Linked DNA regions of Mus musculus: region 1 is linked to region 2. A link is a contact called in ENCODE POLR2A ChIA-PET data. All regions are on one chromosome and are shown on one strand. Each heading gives the region's core, a stretch centred on a gene start or an enhancer-like site at or near the end of the contact. The rest is flanking DNA. Distances are from core to core; before and after follow the strand shown.

Region 1 (2,700 bases), core at 148-2,647, 72 kb before region 2:
GAGTGCTTTATGCATCAAACATATGGTCGAAAAAGGTCACATGTATCACGCAGGCCCTCAATCCAAGAAAAACAGAACAGGTTCAATGTGTGTGGTGTCTGTGCAGGGGTAAGTTAATGTATGGTTAACTAACAGGTTGAATGTGTGTGGTGTCTGTGCAGGAGTAAGTTAATGTATGATTAACTCACCGTCTTCTCACAAACCCCCTCAGAGCCTAGCTCATCATGACATTAGGTCCACAGTCCAAAGATGGTCATCTAATCCTGTGTCTTGCCCATCTATGGTTTGGGTTCCTTGACTGCCTCTCTGCTAGTTCTAAAGATCCATGAAATGGTGACAGGATAGTAAACTAGAGACAGGAGTAGTATAGTAGCTACCCCTAGTCACCAAGAGGGGAAGGTTCTGGTTCTGAACTATAATAGAATGTATTGTCATTCCCTCAGGAAAGCTCACTGCTACTCTCTGGGATTGGATCCCATGACTCTTAACATTGATGCTCTGATTCATCCTTCTCTCTTCCTAGGCTCTGTTTTGTAGTTCACTAATTTGCCTAGATTCTCTCCCACAGTTGAAAGACATAGCTCTTCATTTTGAACATTGTAGACCACCTGTGTATGGAGTTGTAACTGTTCATTGGACAAAAGCCATACTCACATCAGACTCTTCTAGACAAGGACTACATGTGTCTGAGGTTTGGGGACTAGAGAAATGGCTCATCAGTTGAGGGCACTGGCTACCTTACAGAGGACCCAGGTTTAATTCCCAGCACCTTCATGACATCTCACAACTATCTGTAACTACAGTTCCAGGGGATCTGACACTTTGACATATGCACATTCAAGAAGACACCACACCAATGCATATAAAAATAAAAATAAATTATTTTACAAAAAGAAAAGCCATTTGCTACTTTGGCCCTTCTGCCCAGTCTTCTGATCTTTGTATTTGCAGCCACTGATTCTGTAGATGCGTTTTCTGTTTGCTGTATTGCCTTCAGTGAGTGTCACCACACTCGCTCATTCATTTTGTCTATTGTCCGAACCGTTTTCTCTGTCTTCTGGCCTTCACAAGCAGTCCGTGGCTGCCATCTTCTGCCTTTCATGAAATAGAAAAGGCCACGTAAGTCTTCTTTTTGTGCCAGTTCTGGTTAGGTTTTCTATTTCTGTGCAACTTACCTTATAACTTAGTGATTCGAAAACTGACTTTCACAGTTCTGTGACTTATCAGAGCTAATGTTATAAATGTCCACAGAACATAAAAGGGAGTGAGGACTTGGCAGCTGAGTTGGAGAAAAGAACAGACACTGTTTTCTTTGAGACCATGTAGATAGGAAATGGTTTCTCTCAAGTAGTAAGCTGGGTTCTGTGCACTGTGTAATTGAAGATTAGTCAGAGCCAGTGGCATGTAGCATGCAGGAATGTGTCATAAAACCACAGGAATGAGCACCAGAGTAGCAGAGGGGAGGATCCAGTTCAAGCCCAGCTTTGCTCTAAGTGACTTGTTCATTGAGGAATGCACCTCGGATTTCCAGGGATCACTCTGCACTTCGCCTGCTTAGTTGAGAGAGGTGTGTCCTCCTCCCCTTCTGTGTGTGTAACTAAAATTCACCACTTACATTTAAGAGTAGCTGGAGCTGGTGTCCAGCCCTAGGTAGGACATCCTTCCCACCAAAGGCTCGGAACACGTCAGAGGAGGGGCATCTCAGAGGAGGGCTTCAAAGAATGTGAGAGATGCAGGAAGGCGAGGAATGCAACGCTGCCTTTGGGCTGTGCTGTGGCCTCTGCAGCCGAGGACTCACTGCAGCTGTGACCAGTGCAGGGAGGTCAGTCATCATCCCAGCAGAGAGGGCTCAGTGGGCAGCTGTGAACAAAGAAAGAGGCAGAAGGGGAGAAAGGCTCGTGGGGTGCTTCAGAGGAGTGGGAGGGAAAGTGGAGCTGGGGTATACATCATCAGGACGCATTGTTTCTATCTATGCAGTTGTCAAAGAGTAAAAGATGCTTTGTTTAAAGAGAGAAGAGAAACAAAAAGAAGGTGATGGAGAGGTGGGTGAGCAGTGAAGAACACTTGCTGTTCTTTTTGCAAAGGACCCAGGTTCAAATCCCAGCACCCACAAGGTACCTTACAACTGTCTGGAACTCTAGTTCCAGGGGATCTGATGCCTTCTGACCTGCCATAGACACACACACACAGTGCACAGACATATCTGCTAGCAAATATTTGTCAAATAAATCTAAAAAAAATTTTTAGTAGCTCAAGCTAGACTATTCTTAGTCCAGAGTACTTTAGTGGTTTCTTTCTTGTGACTTAATTGACCAAGGTTGTAATATGATACAATATCCATTACAGTCACTGCCTGTGTTAGGGTCCAAGAATCACCAAGGAATGATAACCCAGACTCAAATAGTATGCAAAAGCAAAGAGCATTTTTTTTCCAGCGGAATTTCCTGCATGCAGGGGTCTTTTCATTCAGGAATAGAGACACCGAGTGGGCTCGCAGGCCCAGCTTTTATTGTCAAGGGAATTCCAGTGTGTGTGTGTGTGTGTGTGTGTGTGTGTGTGTGTGTGTGTGTGGTATGTGCCCCTTTACCGTGATTGGTTAGCTCTACTCTAGGGATCCTTCAGGCCAAAGGACAAGGTGTCCTCAGATTGGCTGCCCATGGCTGCGGTTGGCTGACCACAGGTTCCTGGATCCCAGTTCTG
Region 2 (2,747 bases), core at 101-2,600:
GGGGTGCGCCACCGTCGCCGAAGCTCGAGTTCCCTAAGTCTGCGCAGTGCTACTCGCTGCGCTATTTCAGTTCCTGATCCTGCGGTGGGGTGGAGAAAAGGGGATTTCTTGGTGTTTCGAAATATGACGGGCTAGCTTCACAGAGTTGAATATTCGAGCTATCCTGGATACGTTGGCTAGGAAGTCCCCTCACCCACCCCCGCCGGCGGTTCGAGGTGGCAGCCGAAAGTGGTTATCTTCCTCCACCTCTTACCGTCTCTGGAAAAATTAAAAAGAAAGAAAGAAAGAAAAAAACACACCCGAAAACACCAACCAAAGTGCTTAGTGAATCAGAATGGGTCACTTATGGAGGCTAAGAGCAGCTGGGGCAGCAAGATCTGTCCCCGCGGTGCGCAAACCGCGGACTCTGGGGCGATGGCGGCCGGGTCAGGCCACCCCAGAGCGGCCAGGCGGGGCTGCTCACCGGCAGCTGGCAGGGCGGCCGCGGCGGGAGGCCCCACGGGGGCGAGAGGCCCCGCGACGTCGGCACTGGGCGGGGGGAGGGTGGCAACACTGGGAGCGGGGAGCACGGGGGCAGGTGGTGGCGCTGCGGGGGGGGGGGCGGTGGCAGCGCGGGGGCGTCTGCGCGGCGGGCTCAGCCCGGGGGTCGCGGCGGGGAGCCACCCGCAGGCCACCTCCGGGGCGGGGCCGGGCGGCCAGCTGCGGCCGCGGGGGTTGAGGGGGGCTGCTGGCCGAGCCTGACCTCGGGCGCGGCCAGCTGCCGGGGTCGCGCACAGTGCAGCCCGCCGCGCCCTGCCCCCTCTCCCCCTTCTCACCCCCCCCGCCTCGCAGCGCGGCGGCCCGGCGGCCAGGGCGCCCCCAGGTCTGGCCCGTCGCCACACGGCGGCGGGCGTGGCGAGGGCGGCCCCAGACAGCCGGCTGAGCGACTCGAGGAAGGAAGGAGGGCGGCGGGGGTGGGGCCGAGGGAACATCCTGTCTGAGCCGGGCACCGCAGACAGCGCCGTGCGCCAGCCGCCCAGACGGCGCGCCGGGCCAGCAGCGCGGGGTACGCGCGAGGGGGGCGGGGGAGCGGGAGCACGCGCGTGCGCGGCCGAGGCGCCAGGCGCGCGCCCCGGTCGGGGCTGGGGACGCGCGCGCAGCCTGCAGTGTGCAGCCCGCCGGGAGCCACAATAGGCCAGACGGCGCGCGCGCCCGAGGGGCTGGCTGGCGCGGGGCCGCGCGGCGCCGCTGGCTTCGTTCCCTCCCCTCCCCCGCCCGCCGCCCTCGCTGTCCCCCGGGCGGCCGGAGACGGCGGCGGCGTCTGCGGGAAGCCGTGTCTCCGCAGTGACGTGGGCGGGCCGCGGGCCGGGTGACGTCAGAGGCTGTGTGTAGCGATGTGTGTGGGGTTCGGAGCGGCGCCGGCACAGCGAAGGCGGCTGGCGAGCGACGGCGACGGCGACGGCGGGCACAGGTGCGGCCGCAGGTCGCGAGGGGACGCGAGGGGCGTGCGGCCTCTGGGGGCGCTGAGGCGGCGGCGGCGGGGGTGATGGGGAGGGCACAGAGCCCGGGGGTCTGCCCGGGCGCGGAGGGCCTGAGTGGGGCGTCCGGGATGCGTGGGGGTCCCGGGCGGGGTCGCGGGCACAGGGCGCGCGGCGGGGGTCCCACGGGTGTACAGGCCTCGCGGATTCTGGGACGGGTCAGCTGGGAGGGGATGGCGGTGCACTTGACCCGAGCCGCCGGGACCCAGGAGACCTGGACCCTGGTCATCGCCGCCATCCCCCGGCCGTCTGCGCTCGGCGGGGATGCCCCGGGCTGGCCCCAGCTCTAAGCGTCCGGCGACGCGGGCTTCCGGGCTTGGCGCCTAACCTGCCCGCGCCCCTGTGGGTGCCACGGCTCAGGGTGGGTCAAGTGGGGGGAGGCGCAGCCCTGGGGCGCCTAGGTAACCCTAGAGAACTTCCCGCGGGCCGGGGGCGTGGGGTATTTCCACCGGCGGCCCCCGCAGTGGGGCGATGTGGGGAGGGCACTTAGGGTGATCCCAGTCACAGAGGTGGGGGTTGGGAGGACTCCTACTTCCTCTGCCCCCTCTCACCTCACCAGACGCCGGGAGTCCCCTGCTTCCCTGTCCTTTGGGTTGATGATGAGTGGGTGTCTCTGCGTGTGCGCAGGGCTGTGGGGGCGCCCCTGGTCTAGGTCATGCCTTCTGCCCTTTTCCTTGGCTCGCCTTGGCTGAGGTGTCCCTGTAGTGGCGAAAGTCACAGTACGGTGGCTAGGTGGCTTTCGTCCATAATTCTCTGGGTTTGTGTTAACATAAATTGCTGGGAGTTTAGAAGCAAAGCTTTTTATTTGTCGGCTTTTACTGGGTTTTCTCCAGGGAGGGAAGTGGATGAATACTCTTTTTCGCCACTCTGCCTCCATTTGCATTCTTTGTGAGGTCTGTCTGCCTTGTGCTTTTTGTCCCGGATTAGTCTTGCTCATGGATGGAGATTTCCAGGCGTGGAGTCTTACAGCTTTTGGCTTCCATTAGGCAAATTCGCTAACCTTTTAAAGGGAAAGTTTTTTTTTCTTCTTCATTCCAAAAAGATAGTATGTATGAATGTACTTGAAGTTTAGTTGCATATGGTAGGTATATTAACATGTATCTTGGGGGGTGGGGAGACCAGAAACTACAGGTTTTTTTTTTTTTTTTTTCTAACGAGAAAGGATTGTTTTTTAAAATTTAAATGGCATGCATAGTTGAGAAAGCCTCTGGTACTGAGGTTTGGTTATTC

Evidence for each region. ChIA-PET counts read pairs that join two places held with the same protein, here RNA polymerase II (POLR2A).
Region 1: POLR2A ChIA-PET joins it to region 2 with 43 read pairs in Patski. The contact joins the enhancer-like site here to the promoter of Skil in region 2. POLR2A ChIA-PET finds 5 or more read pairs at or near these places in 2 of 5 experiments (Patski and embryonic stem cell).

Annotation. Positions count from the first base shown.
Region 1 is chr3:31,021,559-31,024,258 of GRCm38, forward strand. All of the region lies in intron 2 of Prkci (protein kinase C, iota), which reads left to right. Among named protein-coding and RNA genes, the nearest start is that of Mir7008, 16 kb to the right of the region's middle. Within about 2 kb of position 1,398, at least 1 of the 3 ENCODE cell types and tissues checked has a DNase peak (open chromatin) inside an H3K27ac peak, as active enhancers do.
Region 2 is chr3:31,093,708-31,096,454 of GRCm38, forward strand. Skil (SKI-like) reads left to right here and starts at 1,351. Exons shown (of 7, transcript NM_001039090.2): 1 at 1,351-1,450.